Regions from separate parts of the Homo sapiens genome. Here regions 1 and 2 are each linked to region 3. Evidence: chromatin contacts called from ENCODE Hi-C or POLR2A ChIA-PET data. All regions are on one chromosome and are shown on one strand. The core of a region is the stretch at or near the end of the contact, and the rest is flanking DNA. Distances in the headings are between cores, read along the strand shown.

Region 1 (3,852 bases), core at 486-2,985, 1.0 Mb after region 3:
CTATGATAAAAAGAAAAAAAAAACCGGTTGCCTGCAGGGGTTAAATGGGTGTGGATGTGGAGGATGGGAGATAAAAGACAGTGGAGCCAGGCTCAATGGCACATGCCTATAGTCCCAGCTACTCAGGAGGCTGAGATAGGAGGATTGCTTGAGCCTAGAAATTCGAGGTTACAATGAGCTATGGTTCCACTCCAGCTTGGGTGACAAAGCAAAACCCTGTCTCTTAAAAAAGTGGGGGAGGGGCAAATTAAGGAGAGGGACCTTATACTGGACCAATAATGATAAAATGTCATGAAATAAAGAGTTTAACTCATTGCTCTTCACTTTCAGTCCAAAGGAAAATGAGATTATTTGTAAGTGCTTCATACAAATTATATCAGCTTTAGCAGGTTACTCGTCATATTTTGACACAGTATACACTGATTTTGTCCTTACGTCTTCACATTTTGAACATACCCTTTACAGGTAAGAAGGAATTATCCCCTAAAATATAAGGATAAAAGAATCTGGAATCTAGGCCCGACGCGGTGGCTCACGCCTGTAATACCAGCACTTTGGGAAGCCGAGGCGGGTGGATCATTTGCGGTCAGTTCAAGACCAGCCTGTCCAACATGAGGAAACCCCGTTCTTACTGAAAATACAAAAATTAATTGGGCAGTAGTGGTGTTCGCCTGTAATCCCAGCTACTCGGGAGGCTGAGGCAGGAGAATCCCTCGAGCCTGAGAGGCGGAGGTTGCGGTGAGCCGAGATCGGACCACTGCACTCCAGTCCGGGCGAGAGAGTGAGACGCTGTCTCAAAAAACAAAAAACTGTAATCTGAATTCAATTTTTCTACAACACACCCCCAGACAAAAAAAACTTGGCCAGCCGCGGTGGCTTGCGCCTGTAATCTTTGGGAGGCCGAGGCGGGCGGATCACAAGGTCAGGAAATCGAGACCATCCTGGCTAACATGGTGAAACCCCGTCTCCACTAAAAATACAAAAAGTTAGCTGGGCCTGGTGGCAAGCGCCTGTATTCCCAGCTACTCGGAGGCTGAGGCAGGAGAATGGCGTGAACCCAGGAGGCGGAGGTTGCAGAGGTTGCAGTGAGCCGAGATTGCGCCACTGCACTCCAGCCTGGGCGACAGAGCGAGACTCCGTCTTAAAAACAAACAAAAAACAAAAACTTGTTTTGTACCTCTCCATAGCTTAGTATTACTTTTTAACACAAACACCTATTGTTCTCTGTCTGCATGCACTGGAATTGAGGTCTGTGGATGTGCCTTTCCTGACAATATTTCTTCACGCTTGCTGCCCACTGGTGCTGTGAGGGCACAATAACGAATGTTTACTTTGCCCTTGCACTCTTCACATCTGGGAACCGCAAAGGAGCGCGGTGGTCGGACTGTCAGCCTCGCCTTCTATTCTTTGATTTCCAGTAACTTATTTTCGAAAGATTGCTGGAGGGAAAGGCTCAACGTCTCTTTTGGGATTTTCCTAAGCAGAAAGACCTCATCCTAACAAAACTGAGGCGCCAATCCTACTGGCTGGCAACTTTCGGCAGGGAGGGTGATTCTATTTGAAGATCAATCCTAACTCTGGGACCCCTTGGGAATGTCCAGGAGCTAGGAACGCAGCGCCGCGGTCTCTCCAGCCTCTGGTCCCTGGGAGCAAGCAGGGCACCGGTGGAGCAGGTGCCTCTGGGGCCGCACGGAAACCCAGCTAGGCCAGTTCCTCCACTGCGCCGGTAGGCGGCGGAGACGCTGCGCGTGCGCGCAGGGCAGACGGTAGAGCGGAGACGACGCTCCCAGACTCCTCCGGTCTCCCCGGGCAGCATGAAGACCGCCGAGAACATCAGAGGAACCGGCAGCGACGGGCCGCGGAAACGAGGCCTCTGCGTCCTCTGTGGCCTCCCCGCGGCAGGAAAATCGACTTTCGCGCGCGCCCTCGCCCACCGGCTGCAGCAGGAGCAGGGTTGGGCCATCGGTGTTGTCGCGTATGATGACGTCATGCCCGACGCGTTTCTCGCCGGGGCAAGAGCGCGACCGGCGGTCAGCACGGAGGGGCGGGGCCTGGGCCGCGGGGCGGGGCGGGGCGGGGCGGGGCGGGGCGGGGACACTCGCGTCCACGCGGTCCTGGGTGATTTGCCATGAGCGCCCATTGCTTGGTGTGGGAGGTGAAGTTCGAGAAAAGTGGAGCTGGGTTAACATAGTTACTGCAGAGGGTGAATGCGTTGGCTGTAGAAAGTGGTTACAAAGCCAACTGTTAGAACGATGCATTTTAGATGCTTATCTGTATATTTGATGCATGTATATGTTGTATATTCTATACAGTTGAGTCTTCAGACAGGGTCAGGTTCTCAAGTCAGCGTGCAAGGTGGAAAGCCCCTATAGTCAAATGCACTGTCGAAAATCCCTTAGGAAGTTTCTCCTTAGGAGAGGGAAAGAAGTTCTAAAACTTGAACGTCTAGCTACGGGTGGATTCAGGTTTTGTAATTTGAGGAATCCTCTTTAAGAAAAGGAATAAAAACTATAAGTAACAAAATTTCTGGGGTCCCTCAGAACGATAGAAAGAGGCTGTACAAATGCATTATCAGACCTATGAAGCTTAATCTTTGTTCATCTCAAAGTAAATCTGCCTCTGCCAGCTTTGGGAAGGATGGCTGTTTCTTAGTTGACCACCAGAGGAAGTAATGGGTTTGTATTTACGGAAAAACTTGTATGTTCCAAATACATCTCTTTAAGCCCTCCTCATCTCACACTCAGCACAGTGAGATACATCCTCTTGGAGAAGCATGTGGAAACTGAGACCACTGGGGGAAGAGTAGATTACATTCGTGTTTCTCATGCTCACTCTTGAGTAAATACTCTTTGAAATATTCTGAAATGTTAACATTATTATTTTTGTTGTTTAATGCCTAATGTAGATGAATTTACAGAAATCAAATGCAAATGTTATGTGACTCTACTTTCTAAGTATATATACAAAAATACAGTACATTTGGTGCATGGGCTCTCCAGCAAGGTGTATCTACTTTCTCATTCTTGGTTAATTGTGAAGTAAGTGCAGTGTCAGGATAGCGCAGGATTGACCTGGATGATAGTATTTTCAACACTTCGGAGAAAGCTGAAAGTTGTCGATAGGGATTGTTGTATTTGCTGGCTTTCCCTTCACTTGTATTATGTTGTTTTTTCCACGCTTTTCCTATGGACAAAGACTGTGGGACTCATCTGCTCACTTAGGAAGTGATATGTGTTTCCAATTTAGTGGGTTTAGCTGATGTGTTTGTTGTATGTAGTGTAATCTCAGTGGTGGTAAGGCATGGGCAGGCAAGTGAGAGTTCTCACTCCCCTGTCCTCGTGTTTTCCCTCCAGCTTAGATTTCTTAACTATGTCAGGATTCTCCACAGCCCTTGACCAGCACAAGATTACTTGTATTCTCAAGCTGTTTATTCCCCTCAGTTTGTTTCCTCCATCTTTCCCCATCCCATATCAACTCATTTGTTAGCCTGAGGTCTTTTCTTCTTGACCCAGAGACTTTTCACCTGATCTTTTTGCTGTCTACTACCTTTCCCATTTCAGGGGAAAACCTGCATTATTATATCTTAGCCAGACTATTTTGACTCCACCTTTCTCTTGGATGATAAATAAGTTCTTTCATTTATTCACTTATTCAGTCAGTCATCCATTTAATATACATTTCTGGAGCACCGACCCTCTGCTGGAGGCTGAGTATGCAATGGACAGTGATCTAGCAGAGAGAGAAGTGTAAACAAATGCTTAAACTGTGTAAGCACTGCTAGAGTGGAGATATATGTATAGAATGGGGTTTCATGATGGGCAAGGGAGAGGCTGAGCTGCCTTCTGCATGGTT
Region 2 (3,656 bases), core at 985-3,484, 1.0 Mb before region 3:
GAAAATTCCTTGGTTCTGGTACCTTCCCTGCAACTCTCTCCAATCATCCTAACATTCTGGGGGCCCAAGATGAGAATAAAAGCGAAGTTCCCATACCATGTGTCAATTATTAAAAAGTTATCAATCCGGGGCCGGGCATAGTGGCTCATGCCTGTAATCCTAGCACTTTGGGAGGCCGAGGCGGGTGGACTGCCTGAGTTCAGGAGTTCGAGACCAGCCTGGGCAACACAGTGAAACCCCGTCTCTAGTAAAATACAAAAAAAATTAGCCGGGCATGGCGCCGTGCACGGCGCCGTGCACCTGTAATCCCTGCTACTTGGGAGGCCGAGGCAGGAGAATCGCTTGAACCCAGGAGGTGGAGGTTGCAGTGAGCCAAGGTCACGCCATTGCACTCCAGCTTGGGTGACAGAGTAAGGCTCCGTCTCAAAAAAAAAAAAGGTTACCAATCCAATCAGTTGTTAGAAGATAAAACCCATAATTTTTCTACCTTGGTAAATACATCTTCATCATCATGAAGGCAAGGTTTGAATTTAGAATTCTGAGGAGTTGACTTTCGAAAAAAGGCAGCACAGAGAGCCAGGCTGCAGCCTACCCCCTTCACGCCTCACCCCACTTGGCTTTTTAGTGCACACACGTGTGTGTGTGTGTACAGGTGTGTATACCCACTAGCCCCACATATCCACGCCCCCACCCAGTTCCAGCTGAGCCATCACCCACAGAAGAATGATGGACCCAGGGAGAGAGGCCCACACAAACCTGGAGGTTGGCTCAGGGTTCCAGGTATCCGTGACTCTAAAAGGCAGGGTACAGGATCCAGGGGAAGCCCATCCCCAGCCCCAGGGACCCCTTGCCCTAGATAGGGCATAGCCTGATGAGACAGAGCAGGCCCCACCCCTGCCCACCAGGGCTCCTTGCTGGCCAGTGGGAGGTGGAGGCCTTAGAGTTATAAGGAGCTGTCAGGTTGGTCCCACTGAAGCCACACTGGCTTTGGGCCCCTGGGAGCCTGACTGTGAGGCCTTTCTGAAACCTCAGGTAGGCCTGACAGACAGACAGGGCTGCAATCCAGGGCTGAGCGCCTGCCTGGAGATGGGGCTCCAGGAGGGACTGGGAGGGCTGCCTGGAGGCGGGGGCTGTTAAAATGCAGCTCTCTGGGCCCTGCACCAGCCCTTCTGAATCAGTGGAGCTGGACATCTATGTTTTAACAAGACCCTCCTTCCCAAGGATTCTAACACAACACTAAAGTGTGAGAAGCACAGCTTGGAAACATTTTGTTTTATTCATGCAGTCAACAGATATCCACAGAACATCCCCTCCCTTGGCACTCTCAGTTTCCTGTCCCCTGCAGCCAACAGGAAGTCAGCTCTTCCCCACAGATTCTCTCCCTCCTCAAGTTTCAATTCAATTTCACCTCCTCAGGGGCACCTTTTCCAAAATGGCTGCCATCTCCCGGCCCTCAACACCACATCCCCTCTCCTAGCTCCTTCTTGGCCTTTACCACTGGTGCAGATGAGCTTCTTGGAGTATTTATTTTACTCATTGCCATGCCTCCCCCTCTAGAATATAACCCCTTCCCCAGGGCCAGGGCCTGATACATGGGAATCATTCCTTTACTGCAGTGTTGCTGGGATATAATATGCCCATAAACCTACTGAGTATTTGATGAATGATGAATAAGGCCGCTACCACTCAGCAATTCATTCATTGCCTCTTCCCACAATGGGACAATGGGGCAGGTGCCTTTTGGATAAAGAGGGAAGGTGTAGGTGGCGGAAGCCTCCGAGCTCTGAAGACCCTGCATGGCTGTCTGCCCGCCCCTCCATGAAAGGGGCAGCTCTCCCAGGAAAGAGAGGAAGAGAGGCCAAGAGAGCTCACAAATGGGTGTCTTCTCTTGTGAGGAAGGATTCGGGGCTCAACACGCTTCCTGGGGCTGGGTCTGTACAGGTAGAAGGAAGAGGCCCAGTTGGCTCCAAGCCTGGGCCAGCCCCAGCCCTGCAGCCTGGCGGTGTGCAGGCACCCTCACTTCAGAACATGCTTGTATGCACTTGCTCTTCTGGCACGCCATGAACTGTTTCTTGGCTGCCTTGTTAGGAGATTAAGCTTTCTCTAAAAAGATGAAAAAAAAAATCTCTAGCAAAGGCCTGACTAGAGCTGACCCCCGAGGAGGCGGTGGCAATAACTGATGGGCACTACATTTGTCTAATTAATCTTCTTGTCAACAAAGTTGTTCTTTGCCGGTGCCAGCTCTGACATCATCCTGCAAGCTTGCCACACTGGTTCATATGCAGTTACAAAGGCTGCCTGTGACCCAGCACTACACTCCCTAACCACCCCCAACACGCTGCTGCCTGGAAATGGGTGGATGAGAACAGAGATGTCACACAGCTGCTGGCTTAGAAGGGGCACCGGGGAATCACAGCTTGAATGAAAGTTGGATAAAGATCTGGAAGGTTCAGGGGATCCCCAGGCTGGAAGGAGCCTGGTTTCTAAATAGGACACCGATGCCGACCATCTTTTTCAAGTTAAACTTTGGAAAGTTCCATTTGCCATGCAAACTACCCTTGCCCTGGATGGGTTGCCCCAAGAGTGACCCAGGAAAGTTTAGGTGGTAAAGTTGCAAAATCAAGTGGCTTCAGGGCCCAGGCAGAGATTTCACTTTCAGTGCCCTGGGATGAAATCTCTGGATGTCCACGAGGCTGACCTGGACTTCCCGGATTGGGAGGCCTTGTGGTCAAAAGCCGAGTCCAGTCCTGAACACCAGATCTAAATGTTCAAGAAGACTGTGCAGATTTACAGGCTAAATCAGAGTCCCTGGTAGCTGTTTCCGACCTCTGTATGGGGCTTTTAGAGTGAACTGTGGTCTCATCCAGGCGTTTCCCGACCATTGCATCCCACACAGGGCCTCCCTTCTGATTTTATCGTTAGTCTCTCTCCCTGTTGATTTCCTCCAAGTGCTCATCACTGTCCACACTCACCCTGTTTATTTCTGCTCACCGATCTGGCTTTTTAATCGAGGAGTCTGTGAATAAAATCTGGAGGAGGGGGGTCTATGAACTTGGACAGGAAAATATTTATATCATTATTTTCACTGTCTGAGATTTAACAATTTACTCAATTATGAAAATCGGCAACAAGCCACAGTGTATTAGCAGTGTCTGTGACTTTGTCTCCAACAGAAATCACAGCTGTTTTTCTATCACGTCGTAGTTGATGCAGTTATCTCAAAATATCAGCTGGGCTAATCACTATTTTGAAATGACTGTAGTTAATAGATTGGTCTGTAGATCCTGTTACATCCTCTATCAACGAAGAACATATACGAGTATAGCACCACTTAAAAATATTTTGATAACTGCATGACAGTATAATCGGTTTGTTTCATAATCCTGTGTATCTTAATTTATGCTTTTTTCAAATATTCTGGCCTCATGAGACTGGCAAGAAAGACTGTAAGCCATCTTTTCTGTTACTTTTTCTTTCTTTCTTTCTTTCTTTTTTTTTTCTATTTTTGAGACGGAGACTCTCACTCTGTCACCCAGGCTGGAGTGCAGTGGTGATCTCGGCTCACTGCAACCTCCGCCTCCCGGGTTCAAGCGATTCTCCTGCTTCAGCCTCCCGAGTTCTCTTTTCTATCCTTAGCCCCGACCTTGGGTTCTGGC
Region 3 (3,919 bases), core at 373-2,872:
GGGAGCTGAGGAAGGCAAAACAGAATGGGACAGGAAAAGAAACAGGATTTCAGAGGCTAGCTCAGTTCTGTAATTCATCCACTCAACCAATGTATACTAGGGATACGGCAGTAAACACAAGAAAAAGAAACAAGATAACACATGTAACGTTCTCAAACTTGAAGAGGCAACAGAATCAACTGGGGGCTTAACACAGACTGCGGAACCTACCCCCAAATTTTCATGTAAAGCCCTTATTATATGGTAAGTGCATAATAAAAATGGCATTATTGCTATAATGAAACGGTTCCCGAACTGGGAAAGCACTATTACAAATGTGGGAATTGTTTTATGTCAATAATTTGGCGCTTATGTAACACTAATTAAAAGTATCATAAAACACGAAATAACATATAAAATAACAAATTACCTTCATTAAACAGAGTGTTAGCCTCTTCAAGGACCTCTGTTAATTTGTCACCGGCATTCAGTATGTCCTCACGGTTTTCTATTTTTAAAAATACAAACTTTGGGAAATTTGTTCAGCATTCACTAATAAGCAGTTGACAAGGTTATCACCTGCAACAGTAAAGCCAAGCCCCGGCCCCTGCGCTCTGAGTAATTACTTCGAACATCTTTATCTTTTTAACCAAAATGACCCGGAAAAGGAGAAAGGCCACCCTACCCTTTATGCAGCATGAATTTTAAAAGGAAACCCTAGCTCCCTCTAACCTTAACCCAAAGGGCTGGACTCCGGCTGCAGCCTCTGAGTGCTCCATAACTGAGTGGTTCTCAAACTTTGCAAGCAATACACACCATCACCTGGAGGGCCACTCCACAGTTGCGCGGACCCACCCAGAGATTCGAATTCCGCGGGTCCGGGTGGGGTCCGAGAACGTGCATTTGACAGCTCTCGCGTGCCGCTGCAGCTGCAGCTGCCGCTGCGAGGCCGGGAGCCCACGCCGAGGACTGCCGGGCGCAATCAAAGCACGCGGAGTCCGCGTCCTGCCTCTCCCCACTGGCTGGCTGGGCTCGGGCGAGTCCGCGAACGGCTCTGGCCTCCAGCTTTTCCAGCCCGCCACTCGGGGACCCGCGCCAAGGTCGTACGGCTCCAGCCACAAAGTGGGAGCACTTTGTCAACAATTTAAGGTGCGGCGAGGGGCTGGCACCCGGCGCGTCTCTACTAACGCCGCGCCGGGCCTCCGCCCGGCACCTGCCTCCGGTGCCCTCCCCCCGCGCCCGGCGCAGGGCGGGGACAGCGGCCCGTCCGGGCCCGCGCCGCCCGGAGGCGCCGCCTTACGTTGGACGGAGTTGATGAGCGCCCGGTACTGATGGCGGATCTGGCGGCACAGGCCTTGGTCGGCCTCCGCCTCCAAGCTGGCCGGGTCCATCATCTCGTCCCCGGAATCCGACGGCTCTGTGTCCTCCAGGCTCGGGCGCTCTGGGGCCTCTCTGCGCTCCCGCGCAGAGCCGCGGCGGGACCTGGGCGACAAAGGGGACCGCGAGCGGGAGCGGGAGCGGGTGCGATCCCGATGCGGGTCGCGGCCCCGGCCCCGGCCCTCTGGCCCGCGGCCGCTGCTGTCCCCAGACATAGCGCCAATTCACCGTGCAACTTCGGAACGGCGGAAGTTCGCGCCAGAAACTGAAACCCCTGCTCTGCGCCAGCGCCTGCTCCCGGCGGAACGCGGCTCCCGGGCCCGCGCGAGCGCACAGCGACGCCTGTGGCTGGAGGCCGGCGACGGGCCCGGCCGGGTCTCCAAGGCGCCTGGGGGGACCGCTGGGTGCACAAGAGGGGCCTGGCGGGGATCCTTTGTTCCCTTGACAAGAGGTGTAATGAGCTCTTACTCCACACTGCAGGGCTGTGAGAATCTTGGTTTTCTGCCCCTACTTTCCCACCCTCCTGGACCTGCATCTTCCCTAGGTCCCTTTGCCTGCCCAGGACACAGCCGCAGCCTGGCACCCACATGGGCACGCAGTCCATGTGTGTTGAACGAGCTTCCTGCTGTGGAGCAGGATGAGCGCGGGATGTGGAGTCCAGACGCGGTCTGCTGCTCACCTGCGACCTCAGTTTCCCTGTGCCATCATGGCTGGGGTCGGGGGGGTGGGGAACAGGGGTGGGTGGATGAATCAAATATTTATGTGCAGCTGGCAATACCATTTTTTGTGAGGATAGCAGAACAAATTAACAGGTAAACATCCTTCTAAATATCTACAACAGAATGTCACCAGAGCACCAGGGTTTTGTTCTAGGACCCGCTGCCCCCTCACAGAAATCACTGAGAAAACCATTATTACCAAGGAAGAAGGCTTTAGTAGGGTGCTGCACTCAGGGAGTTGGAAGCTCAGTCTCAAATCCATTGCCCTGACCAACTAAAATTAAGGGTTTATACAGTTGCAGGGAAGCAATGTAACAATGTATGGGAAAAGAGGAACTCGGGAGGGGGAAGGAAGCTATGGGGATGCATGAGGGGCTTGGCATCTCATTGTCTGGAATGCGGTGATATGGCGAGTTTCAGTTTTTTGATACTTTTTGAGAGGCTCTGGAGGTCCTTTCCTGAGGAAGGAACTCAGATAAAACAAAGGTAAGTTTCAACCTTAAGACTAGAAATGATAATTTCTAAGTTTATTAAAAAAATAGTAAACAGTCTATGGGATTGTTGGGTTGATTTTAATGACAGTCTATGTTCACATTTGATTTTTTTTTTTTTTTTAAGACCTTGCTCTGCCGAGGCTGGAGTACAGTGGCACTATCTTGGCTCACTGCAACCCCATCTCCTGACCTCAAGTGATCCGCCCACCTCGGCCTCCCTAAGTACTGGGATTACAAGCATGGGCCACCAGGCACAGCCTGATTCTGATTCTCAAACTAGAAGATTCTAAGAATACCTCCTGAAGGGCCCAAGAAAGATGGAATTATGTTAAGTATACTTTGAAAGATAAATGTATGAATTTCACTCCGTGCATTTTGGATTGTATTCGAGTATTGTTTCCCAAAAGTTGTCTTTGGTGCTAAGAACACATTTTCTCAAAAGACCAATATTATAAGTTGGGTTATTACACAACCTACAAATATTCCATTTTGTGCATCATGTCTACTAAACTTAAGTTAGGCACTGTTCATTGCTGTCCAACAGCTACTACCTCACCCATCCCTGCTTATCTGTATTTCCTGAAGGGGACGTGTGTGCCTACTTCCTTAGATGAAACGTGATCACTCTAACCAGGTCACGGTAATGTCATTCCCCTTCCCCAGTGACTGGTCAAGGGTCATGTGATGCAACCTGGGTCCGTGAGATGTGAAAGGGTTTCCCAACTGGATGGAATACAAACCTTCCTGAAAAGAAAACCCTTGACCCCCTACCCCCTTTGAGATGGCTGGCATAAGAAATGGGGAACCTGCCAATTAGCGGGCATAATGGTGCGTGTCTGTAATCCCAGCTAATCGGGAGGCTGAGGCAAGAGAACTGCTTGAAGCTGGGAGGTGGAGGTTGCAGTGAGCAGAGATCGCGCCATTGCACTCCAGCCTGGGTGACAAGAATGAAACAACGTCTGAAAGAAAAAATGTGGAGCCTGCCATATTGGCAGCATCTGGTACTCACGAGGTGACAAGCATGAGGAAAGACTAGAGTGCTGGAGACACTGGAGAGCAAAGATGGACATGGCTGAATTGCTGAATCAACCACATGCCTCCAGACTCCCTGTAAAGTAAGCCATAAATCATGGTTTAAACCAGGTCATTGTTTCATAGTTGTTGCTTGTAGCTCAGTGTTCTGTAATGGAATACTTAGCGTTCTTCCAGGTGAAAGTGTGTCCAGAATTGGTGGGTTCTTGGTCTCACTGACTTCAGGAATGAAGCCGCGGACCCTCGCAGTGAGTGTTACAGTTCTTAAAGGTGATGTGTCCGGAGTTTTTTCCTTATGATGTTCAGATGTGTTCGCAG

Evidence for each region. Hi-C counts contacts between places; a loop is a spot of excess contacts on that map. ChIA-PET counts read pairs that join two places held with the same protein, here RNA polymerase II (POLR2A). Pooled maps may share reads with other maps.
Region 1: a loop to region 3 is called in a map of naive thymus-derived CD4-positive, alpha-beta T cell, with 6 times the contacts of the local background. The contact joins the promoter of PSTK here to the promoter of NSMCE4A in region 3. A Hi-C loop is called at or near these places in 1 of 168 maps with a recorded cell type or tissue (naive thymus-derived CD4-positive, alpha-beta T cell) and 2 of 50 pooled maps. POLR2A ChIA-PET finds 5 or more read pairs at or near these places in 2 of 52 experiments (OCI-LY7 and activated naive CD4-positive, alpha-beta T cell).
Region 2: a pooled map shows a loop between it and region 3 (5-fold over the local background). The contact joins the enhancer-like site here to the promoter of NSMCE4A in region 3. A Hi-C loop is called at or near these places in 8 of 50 pooled maps.

What each region holds. Positions count from the first base shown.
Region 1 is chr10:122,978,666-122,982,517 of GRCh38, forward strand. It overlaps PSTK (phosphoseryl-tRNA kinase), which reads left to right and starts at 1,736. Exons shown (of 6, transcript NM_001363531.2): 1 at 1,736-2,030. The coding sequence starts at 1,815. RefSeq lists an enhancer at 1,748-2,067.
Region 2 is chr10:120,943,946-120,947,601 of GRCh38, forward strand. The region is part of intron 2 of LOC105378519 (a long non-coding RNA gene); the gene reads right to left. Among named protein-coding and RNA genes, the nearest start is that of WDR11, 94 kb to the left of the region's middle. Within about 2 kb of position 2,235, at least 8 of the 41 ENCODE cell types and tissues checked have a DNase peak (open chromatin) inside an H3K27ac peak, as active enhancers do.
Region 3 is chr10:121,973,595-121,977,513 of GRCh38, forward strand. NSMCE4A (NSE4A component of SMC5/6 complex) reads right to left here and starts at 1,623. Exons shown (of 11, transcript NM_017615.3): 1 at 1,280-1,623; 2 at 410-487. The coding sequence starts at 1,571. LOC124902517 (a long non-coding RNA gene) reads left to right here and starts at 1,273. Exons shown (of 2, transcript XR_007062322.1): 1 at 1,273-2,561; 2 at 2,694-3,919. RefSeq lists a silencer at 1,025-1,824 and an enhancer at 1,262-2,057.